Regions from separate parts of the Homo sapiens genome. Here region 2 is linked to region 1. The links are chromatin loops, found by intact Hi-C in ENCODE. Cell type or tissue: PC-3. All regions are shown on one strand. Links, peaks and the distances in the headings refer to the core of each region. The heading gives the core; the rest is flanking DNA. Region 1 overlaps C2CD5 (C2 calcium dependent domain containing 5). Region 2 overlaps ETNK1 (ethanolamine kinase 1).

What was found. Peaks named below come from ENCODE experiments on the same cell type or tissue, not always from the same donor. Only the 100,000 strongest peaks of a DNase experiment are listed, where the experiment ranks them.
Region 2: a loop joins it to region 1, with 3 times the contacts of the local background. A loop is called at or near these places in 12 of 110 quality-filtered maps.

The regions. Positions count from the first base shown.
Region 1 is chr12:22,525,403-22,533,286 of GRCh38, reverse strand. C2CD5 (C2 calcium dependent domain containing 5) reads left to right here. Exons shown (of 27, transcript NM_001286176.2): 4 at 5,395-5,566; 5 at 7,582-7,677. Among named protein-coding and RNA genes, the nearest start is that of C2CD5, 15 kb to the left of the region's middle. In PC-3, for the core only: CTCF peaks have their summits at 3,604 and 3,806; no DNase peak of the experiment used is centred there; H3K27ac peaks cover 207 bases.
Region 2 is chr12:22,669,707-22,672,206 of GRCh38, reverse strand. ETNK1 (ethanolamine kinase 1) reads right to left here. Exons shown (of 8, transcript NM_018638.5): 5 at 852-935. Among named protein-coding and RNA genes, the nearest start is that of LINC02955, 29 kb to the left of the region's middle. In PC-3, for the core only: a CTCF peak has its summit at 1,247 (motif pointing right); no DNase peak of the experiment used is centred there.

The DNA.
Region 1 (7,884 bases), core at 2,381-4,880:
AGTCCAACCCAGAGCTAGCTAAGTGGTAGAGTGAGGTTTCAAACCGAAGACTGCCTGACTCCAAAGCTATTACCAGACCACCACACCTCCATCTTACATTCTCCCATTCTACCCACCACCCCCCCTTCCCAAGTTAAACATCTTTGTCATTTATTGTTCCCTGTGCCAGCAATGTTTTCCCTGCTTTTTTTGTTCTTCTTCACTGCTATGTCCTCAACGCCCAGAAGAGCGTGTAATAGACTCTCGGTAAATATTTACCACACATATTGCCCATTTCTCTGATACCACTTCCTTCACCCCTCAGCTGGAACTGAAATTTTCTTCTTTGGAATTTTCATTGGACTACTTAAGAACCTTGTGAGGACCAATTTGGTTTTTCTTCCCCTGCTATTTCATGCTGGCCCTTATATTGGGCAGCATTGTGGCTGCTGTGCCTTTTCTGAGGCCTATTTCATAACCATTATGGAGCCTGGGTAAAGTTTAGCTCTTGCAGGGTAAGGTGTCATTCTTCAGTGAAAGAGAACAAGGGAAGGAAAGTATTGATTTGCTTGAAAGATGCTTTGATCATGCTGGGGAACCTGCCAAACTGATACCTGAAGATGGAAGAAATGACACTACGATTTTTAGGCGCTGCTTTGCTTATGGTTTATATTAGGACCGTGATCTTTCTTTTAGTGTTGGAAGGCACATTCTGTAGTGGTTGGGATACTGCATAGCTGCCCTCTATTGGAAAAGCTTAAAGGTCTGGATTAAGAGAAAACAAATTCTATTTCTGGTGCCTGCTAATTTGCAGATGACCTCAGACAGCCTTACCATTTGGAGCCTCTGTTTTTTTTCAAACATGAATTCTTTCCAGAGTAGTATTGAGGTGGCTATGAAGCATGTTGCTGTATGTTAATATGAGTTGCACTAGTCAAAAAAAAGAGAATAATATATGTAAACTTTTTTTTTTTTTTGAGACGGAGTTTCACTCCCGTTGCCCAGGCTGGAGGGCAATGGTGGGATCTTGGCTCACTGCAACCTCTGCCTCTCAGGTTCAAGCGATTCTCCTGCCTCAGCCTCTTGAGTAGCTGGGAGTACAGTCATGCGCCACCACACCTGGCTAATTTTGTATTTTTAGTAGAGACAGGGTTTCTCCATGTTGGTCAAGCTGTTCTCAAACTCGCGACCTCAGGTGATCCACCCACCTTGGCCTCCCAAAGTGCTGGGATTACAGGCGTAATGCCCGGCCTGGGAATAATATTTTTAAATCACTCAGCATTTTGGATAGACATTCAGCGTTTGGCAGAAAGTGGGTTTAAATATTAGCATTTTGGGGTATATCTTCTGTTCTTTCGTTAATGTATAGTTTAATTAGTCTGAGTGGTGTAGGTGTGCTAAAAAAATAGAACTGCAGTTTGAAAAGCTTTTGTTGCTAAAATTAAATCTCAGTTTGTATAAGAAAGGTGTACCTCGTCTGTAGACTCAGCATTTATGGACAGTGACAGCTTTTATTTATTATCTCTGTGGAATATAACTGTGTTTCTCAAAATTACGACCTCATCAGAGTAGCTTGGCTGTGTCTCAGTCTTCTGTCAAAAGGACTCAGTTATAGAAACAGTTATTCTTAACCTCCCAGTAGCTTTTACCCAAAGGTTTTCAAGCAAATGGATCTCTCTAAGGAAGGTAATTTCTAGTTTCTGTAAACTCCTCCTCTTTTAAAATGGACTTCCATGTTATCTGCTAGAACATTGAACTGGAAGTCAGTAAATTGTTTAGGACTTTACCTTTGAGGCAAGTTAAAAAAAATCAGTTGGACATAGATGTAAGGATTTATTTCCGCACTCTCAACTCCATTCCATTGGTCTGTATGTCTGTCTTTATACTATTACCATACTGTTTTGATTACTATAGCTTTGTAGTGAGTTTTGCAATCAGGAAGTGAGAGTCCTACAAATTCATATTTTTAGTTGATATTTTCATGGTGAAATATTTTGATTCTCTTCTCATTTTCTTTTGTGTATATGTACAAATTTTTCTTTTAGCTGCTTCTAAAATGCCACTATCTATTTTGAAAGACCCGTTGCACATGTATTGAGTCTATTGTGGCATTTTAAACTACATTATTAAGGTAAAGGTGTGGAATATATGTGTCAAAAAATAATCAGAGTAACTTCCTTACATGATTTCAGATGGATTTAGAATTAGAGTCTATCTTCATTACCCAGGCAAAACACTGGGATGTTTATATAGTTTATTTTGATAGCCTTTCCCCCCCAACTATAACCTAGAAATGGTTAAAAACGAATAGTTTTCATTACATTGTTATTGGAATGGTGGGAGGAGGCAAGCTTCATGTGTCAGAGTAATTTTCATGATACTAGGAAATATTAAAAAATGATATTTCATTTTAATGATGATGGTAATAAACTGGTATTTTTTAAAGCTAGTGAGTACTCAAGCAGCTTACTTAACAATATGAAAAATAATATATTTATTTTCTGAAATAAGGGATTTACCAGGCAGTTCCCTTAAAATTTCTTAAGTTAGTGGCTGGGTGCAGTGGCTCACAGCTATAATCTTGGGACTTTGGGAAGCCGAGGCAGGCGAATCACCTGAGATCCAGGGTTCAAGACCAGCCTGGGCAACAGAGTGAAACCCCGTCTCTACTAAAATACAAAAATTAGCCGGGTGTGGTGGTGTGAACCTGTAATCCCAGCTATGTGGGAGGCCGAGGCCCAAGAATCGCTTGAACCTGGGAGGCAGAGGTTGCAGTGAGTCGAGATCACGCCATTGCACTCCAGCCTGGGTGACAGAGTGAGACTCCGTCTTAAAAAAAAAAAAAAATTTAGTAAGTTACTGTTTTGACTAGTCTTCCCGAATAATATATATGCTGTGAAAAATGTACTTAAAACTTTGTGTTTATAGTTAACATTGATTATGTAGTACTTTTTTTAACCCTGTTTATCAGTTGTTAATTGCATTCAGTTATATATATATATTCAGTTTTAAATATATATACACACACAGTTGTGTATATATATATACACAGTTGTATGTATACATATACACATAGTTGTATATATACAGTTATATATATACTGTATATATATACACAGTTGTATATATAGTTGTTATGTATACAGTTGTGTATAATATATATACACTGTGTGTGTGTGTGTGTGTGTGTGTGTGTATATATATATATATATATATATATATATATATATAGCACTCAAATACATGTCTTAAGCAAAATAGATGTTTTTCTCTTATGTGAAAGAAATGTCGTGCCAGGCAGTGTAAGGGTAGTGTGGTTGCTCCACGCAGTCATTTGGGACTCCATCATCTATACATAGCCTGTGGTTTCTCTTAAAGTGATTCAAGGTCCTTTTGGCTCCAGTTTAGCACCTGGAGTTCCAGTGAGCACATGAGTGTTCCAGGCTGGCAGAAGGAGCTAGAGTGAAGGGGAGTCCAGGAGGAGGAGCTGATGAGTTAACATAACAGTTTCAGATGAGCAAGCCTTCTTTAACAAGTTTGCCCCCTCCCTACCAAGCTCTCTGTAATGATTTATGCTTGTATCACATTTAGTTGCAAGGGAGGCTAAGAAATGCAGTCTTTTGGCAGTGCATATTGCTAATTTAAACATTTAAAACATTTCTCAGAAAGTCTTAATTTATAATATTTTGCGATTCCAGATAGGCTTCATTTACTGTACTAAATATTCTTAATTCATTATGATTAATTCTTGATTTTCCCTGTTATTCATCTTGTTAGCTATCTATGTATGTATCACAAGCTATTTTTAGTCACTTAGTTGTTAGTATAGCACCCCCTAATGTCAGGGAAGGGATACCTTAGTGTACCATGAGAAAAAATAATACTCAGAGGTGAATGTACAGGTGGTTAAATAAGTATATACAGAGAGTATTTTTAATGGAGTTAGAAATTGGGGGGAATGTCTTAGAGTAATGGTTAATGGTTTGGTTTATGATTCTTTCTCTTCTGTTAAATGTATACATAACAATAGTAGTGGAGAGAATGCCATTGGATGACAGATGATTTGGAATGGATTGGGATTCAAAATGATCATTTTATTTTAACATTTCATTATGGAAAATTTCAAGCATGCACAAAGATAGATTAGTATATTGAACCTCACCCACCTTTAACAGCTGTCTACGTTCTACTGTTCTTGTTTTGCCTTTTTAACTCCTGCCCACCCCGGTTTTCCTTGTGGGGATATTTTAAGGCAAATTTGAGATGTTATATGATTTCATCTGTGAATTCCAAATTATATACCTCTTATAAAGGAGGACCCCTTATAAATAAACAAAACCTTAGATCACATTATCACACTAATGATATCAATAATTCCTTAATATTCTTTAATTTTTAAAATAATCTTCAGAGGCTGGATTATTAGCTTAACATCAACAATAAATTAAATAGGGGATAGGGAAAGGCATAAATGTTTCATATCCAAGTTTAAAAAACCAACCAGAGTATAAGGGTTGCAGAGCTATCACTTGACCAAAGCATATGTAAGAATGATACAGAGATTTTAGCCAACCACAGACTCAGTCTTAATAGTATGGTATGTCTGATGTAAAGAAGAACATCCATGGACTGCATTTTAAAAGTATAATTTTCTAATTATAGAAAATAATAATCCTTTGGTATTCTGTCCCAATCTTAATAGTGTCTATAATATGTTCCCTTCTGGCCACTATATTTGATGAAGGGGACTGGTAAATTAGATAATGGCATGATATCCAGAAGGTGGCAGCCAAAATAGTGAGTACGTCTTCCATGAGGAAATCATTTTGCACTGTTCTCCATTGTAAATGCCTCTGTTTGGCACAGTGTTTGGCATATGATAACAACTCGATAATGACTAAATAAAAGGAGAGAGGGTAGATGTTTATATCATGAACTTAATTTGTGAACTTAGGTTGTTTTTTCTTACACATAATGTTAATTTTGCTTATGGTTCTGTTCTCTGAAATCGCCCTTAGAAATTGTGGTGTCATTGTGCTCAATTAGCATTCTTCTCTCTATAGATACTACATGAACTCTAATATGACATTCCTTAGGCATTTTTGCTATGTATCATAGGCAAAGTTGTAAAACACAGGATAATATGTAAAAAAAATTGAGATTTAAATTTTTTTGTTGTTAGTCATCCCAGTCTTGTGCTGAGAGATAAACTTTTTTTCTTTAGAAAGATGGGATATTGTGTAGGAAAAGGAGCTATATCTTTTTGTGTGTTAATTCTTTTCTTTACTTTGGTGCTTAGAAATCTGTAAGATTTTATTTGCAGATGTGTCATCCTTTTCATTTGATATAGGTATACATTTGTGGTAATTAAGATTTAAAAACTATATGAGTTTTAATTTTAAGGTATACTTGTAGGTGGATGATGAAGACTTACAAGATGAACCTTTACAGATCACAGTTCTTGACCATGATACTTACAGTGCAAATGATGCCATTGGTAAAGTGTACATTGATATTGATCCTTTACTGTATAGTGAAGCTGCAACAGTCATCTCAGGATGGTTTCCAATTTATGACACCATACATGGTAAGGAATAATAAGAAAGTATTATAAATAACAATCTTAATCTTTTTTATTTGTCCTTAAAGACATTTGTGCTATATTTGCTGGTTTAAAATATGTATCTTTAGGCTAGGTGCGGTGGCTCATGCCTGTAATCCCAGCACTTTGGGAGGCTGAGGCGGGTGGATCACCTGAGGTCGGGAGTTCGAGACCAGCCTGATCAACATGGAGAAACCCCGTCTCTACTAAAAATACAAAATTAGCTGGGCATGGTGGTGCATGCCTGTAATCCCAGCTACTTGGGAGGGTGAGGCAGGAGAATCACTTGAACCCGGGAGGCGGAGGTTGTGGTGAGCTGAGATCGTGTCCTGTGCAACAAGAGTGAAACTCTAGCTCAAAAAAAAAAAAAAAAAATATATATATATATGTATATAATATATCTTAAGATGATGCCTTTTTAAAAATAAATAATAGTAAATTATTGTTAGTAAAATTGTTGCTTCTCTCAACATAATTTGAGATAATGCTTGCTAAATTTGTATAGTATAGTAAGTAAATGCATGATTTAAAACTGATCTAGTATTGATACTGTGTTTCTAAAACACATTTTCAAACTGATTAATAATGATTTTTGTACTTAAAAGTTACTTAAAAGTTTTTTGTTGCCTGAAGCAGGGCCTCCCGGGCAGTTGCGATTGCAGGCACATGCCATTGCAGGCACATGCCATGACACCTGGCTGATTTTTAAATTTTTTGTAGAGACACGGTTTTGCCATATTGGCTAGGCTGGCCTTAACTCTAGAGCTCAAGTGATCTGCCTGCCTCAGCTTCCCAGAGTGCTGGGATTTGCTTTCTTAATATTTTAGTAGGTAAATTATTGAGTCAGTTTTCTTAAGTCTTCCACCATAAGTATGAATTTGACATGAAGTCAGGACAGTCAAGTGAAAATATTTAGTAAATGTTTAGAGATAAGATCTGGGTCATTCTTATTTATCAGAGCATGTTTTGAAAACCCTTATTCTTGGAATTTTTTATTTACTTAATTTTTTTCTCGCTGTGTTGCCCAGGCTGGTCTCAAACCCCTGAGCTCAAGCTGTCCTCCTGCCTTGCCTCCCAAAGCACTGAGATTACAGGCATGAGCCACTACTCCTGGCTTGGAATTTTTTAGTTAGCTTGCTTTAACTTATATTCATTGAAAAGAATAAAACTTCTTTTGTTTTAAATCAGATTCTTGCATTGTTAAGAATATATAATCTGGGATCATAAAGATCTGAATTTTAATCCTGGATCTGCCACTTAACAGCTATTGACACTGTAAATTACTTAATTTTTATTAAAAATTTCTTCCTTTGTAAAATGGGGATGATACTACCTTATTGGGTTGATGTGACTGCTCTGAGATACTACCTGTAAAGTGTTTAGTACATCGTGTATCAGTGCTCAGCAAATGTTGTCACCATAATCATTATCATCATCATCAATTCAAATGGGACTCCTTTCTAATTAGTCTTGGGTCAAAGTGGAGACTTGTGAAAATGAAAATTATTCATATTCTAATGCATACGTGTTGTGCTTCAGAAAATATACAGAAACTACTGAAAAAGAAAATAACTAGGAAACAAAGCTGGCATTACTATTATGATCAACACATTACAGATGCACCTTGATTTGTGATGGCGTTATATCCAGATAAACTCATCCCAAGTTGAAAATGCATTTAATATATCTAATCAACCAAACATTATAGCTTAGCCTAGCCTATCTCAAATGTGCACCGAACACTTATATTAGCCTACAGTTGGACAGAATCAACTAAAACAAAGACTATTTTTTAAATAAAGTATTGAACATCTCATGTAATTCATTGAATTCTGGACTGAAAGTGAAAATCAGAATGGTTTTGCACCATGGTAAAGTTCAAAAAATTGTGAGTTAAATCATTGTATTTTAAAATCATTATTTAGCATTAATTTGCTTCATTATTTAATTGTACATTACTTTCTTAAGGTAGAAACTTGATTTTCTTTTTAAATTTATAGGTATCCGTGGGGAAATCAATGTAGTTGTCAAAGTAGACCTCTTCAATGATTTAAATCGATTTAGGCAGTCATCATGTGGAGTCAAATTCTTTTGCAGTAAGTAAATACATTCTATTACTCAACAGGAAATGTAATAACTGTTAAATATGAGAAATCAAGTTAACATTTCAGAAGGCAAGTAGAAAAGCTATTGTACTTGGTTTTAATGCCAAAGAGAAAATTGTTAATTTTCTAGAATAGTTACAGTAGTTCTGATTTGAGTATAAATGATATCTAGTTTTTGAAAATTTATAGAAATTTTTA
Region 2 (2,500 bases), core at 1-2,500, 140 kb before region 1:
ACTTAAGTAATTATAAATTAATAGGGGTAAAAATGACCAACTTTTCAATATTCATAGACAAAGTCAAAAAAGGTTATTGAACTTTTTAGTGAACTAATATTCCAAAAGCCCCAGTTTACAATGGAAACAGCAAAGGCTTTTTAAATGCTTAAAAATTAGCTTCAAATCTTAGTTCTCTGTATTTTACTGTGACCTTGGTGAGTTTCTTTCTTGATATGTAAACTGCGAGTATTACCTTGTAGGGCTGCTGTGGAGAAAAAAATGAGGTAAGATTTATGAAGCACCTTATGCTATGTCTGATCTCAACAGAAGCCACAATCATTATTTTTCTCCTATCTATTACTTTTTTTTTTTTTTTTTTTTTTAATGAGATGGAGTCTTGCTCTATCGCCCAGGCTGGAGTGCAGTAGCGCGATCTCGGCTCACTGCAAACTCTGCCTCCCGGGTTCACGCCATTCTCCTGCCTCAGCCTCCCAAGTAGCTGGGACTACAGGCGCCCACCACCACGCCCGGCTAAATTTTTTGTATTTTTAGTAGAAACGGGGTTTCACCGTGTTAGCCAGGATGGTCTCAATCTCCTGACCTCGTGATCCGCCCACCTCGGCCTCCCAAAGTGCTGGGATTACAGGCGTGAGCCACCGCGCCCGGCCACCTATTACTTTCTGATAGCAATTAAGGAAGAAATTTTGGTCATCTCTGCTTTCTTCCAGTGATAAACAAAAGCAAAGAAAAACGGTCAACAACACGTGGGAAAATGTTCCCCCTGCTCACGGTTTATCTACTTTAAAAAAAGAATGAAATATTCTGAAAATATCGTTTCAAAGCTAAATAAGTTACTCCATTAGTTATACCTGCAAATTCATTGAAATGATTTCCAATATCATATGCCAGGTAGTTGTATCCAGAATATTCATAATCAATGAACTGTACATCACCTATGTGAGACACAAAAACAAAGACATTAAGAAATCACATATAAGATCAGAAAATCCCTATGCTATTTGTAATTAAATAGCTTCCAATATTTTGTCTCATTGTACGTGCTTGATTACATGCACTTGTGAGACAATACAGGGTAAGGGGCTGTGAATTTTATGGCAATGAGCTTTACAAAATTCAAATTATGTCTCTTGGTCAACAGCTTCTTTATAAACACTAATGTCCACTTTTTTAAAGAAAAATGAAAAGACAGTCATTCTCCAAGTTTAAGCAAAAGCAAAATAAATCCTTTGCCACATGGGGGCATCAGTTACTTAAAAATTCAAGTTTAATTAGAAACATAATTTTTATCTTTGGAAATTACTAATAATCTGTGTAATTTTAACAAAAACTTTATGATACTCCAACAGTAAACTGACAAGCTTATCTACATATGGAAATAAAATATAAACTTTTAAAGACCTGAATTCTGTAAATCTTGCAATAATGCTATACTTGCTGAGCAATGTAAGATCACTAACAAGAAGTTAGTTGCTATCATATGCTTACATTTTCCTGTAATACTACCTAACCAAGGTTTCCATATCTGAGCAGCATTACGGTGCAATAAGGTGGTGGTTTTATCTTACAAAAAGCAAAAGTATGGTTTCTTTTAACGTTTATAAACGTGAGAAATTTTCACATAAGCTAAATAGATGCCTATTCTAAATTACTGCTACATATATAGGCATGTCATTATAACTCTCCAAAGATAATCTAGTTCTTTCATACTACTACTCAGGAACTTTTAACTTTTGAGTAATGAATATTATAAAGGATTTGCCTTAACAAAGATATAGGTCCTATATTCGAGAGAAAAAGCAAAAAAGAGAGAGAGAAACCTTAAAAAAAAAAAAAATCAATGTGGGTCACTGTCTTCACCAGGGATCACAAACTCAAAGGCTTACAGGGGCGTGGAGTTAAAAATGGATATATGAACAGAGATGGCTGTAAGAATATAGAAAATGTTTAACACCTGCATAGTTACACTGTCTTTTAATCATCAGGCTTAGGTAGGAGAACAAATTCCCGGTCTTTACACATTGTTATTTATTTCCCAAATAAAAACAGCTTTTGAATTATAATATGTTGATATACATTTGTAAGTTTAATTTTGGGAAGTATTTGATCATATTCAAACACAAAGAAAAACAAAATTACGTGACAAAAAATGTCATGGCAAATAGTGTTTTACATAAAAGCAAAAATGTTTTTAATATAATTGTATTTAATATATAATTCTAAACTTATTTAAATAAGTCACATCTAGAATAAGTGAGAATAATCAATGTTATAACCCAGTTATAAAAATGTAATGTGTATTATTATAATAAATATAAGATTTAAAAATATTGGTGACAATAAATCACGGCAATTCAACTACCTCAAGTATTATATATTTTTTTTCTCTTTTTGTTTTTTGTAGAGACGGGGTCTTGCTATGTTGCCCAAGCTGGTATGGAACTCCTGGCCTGAAGTGATCCTCCTGCCTTGTATACTTGAATTCACAGAACATTATTCC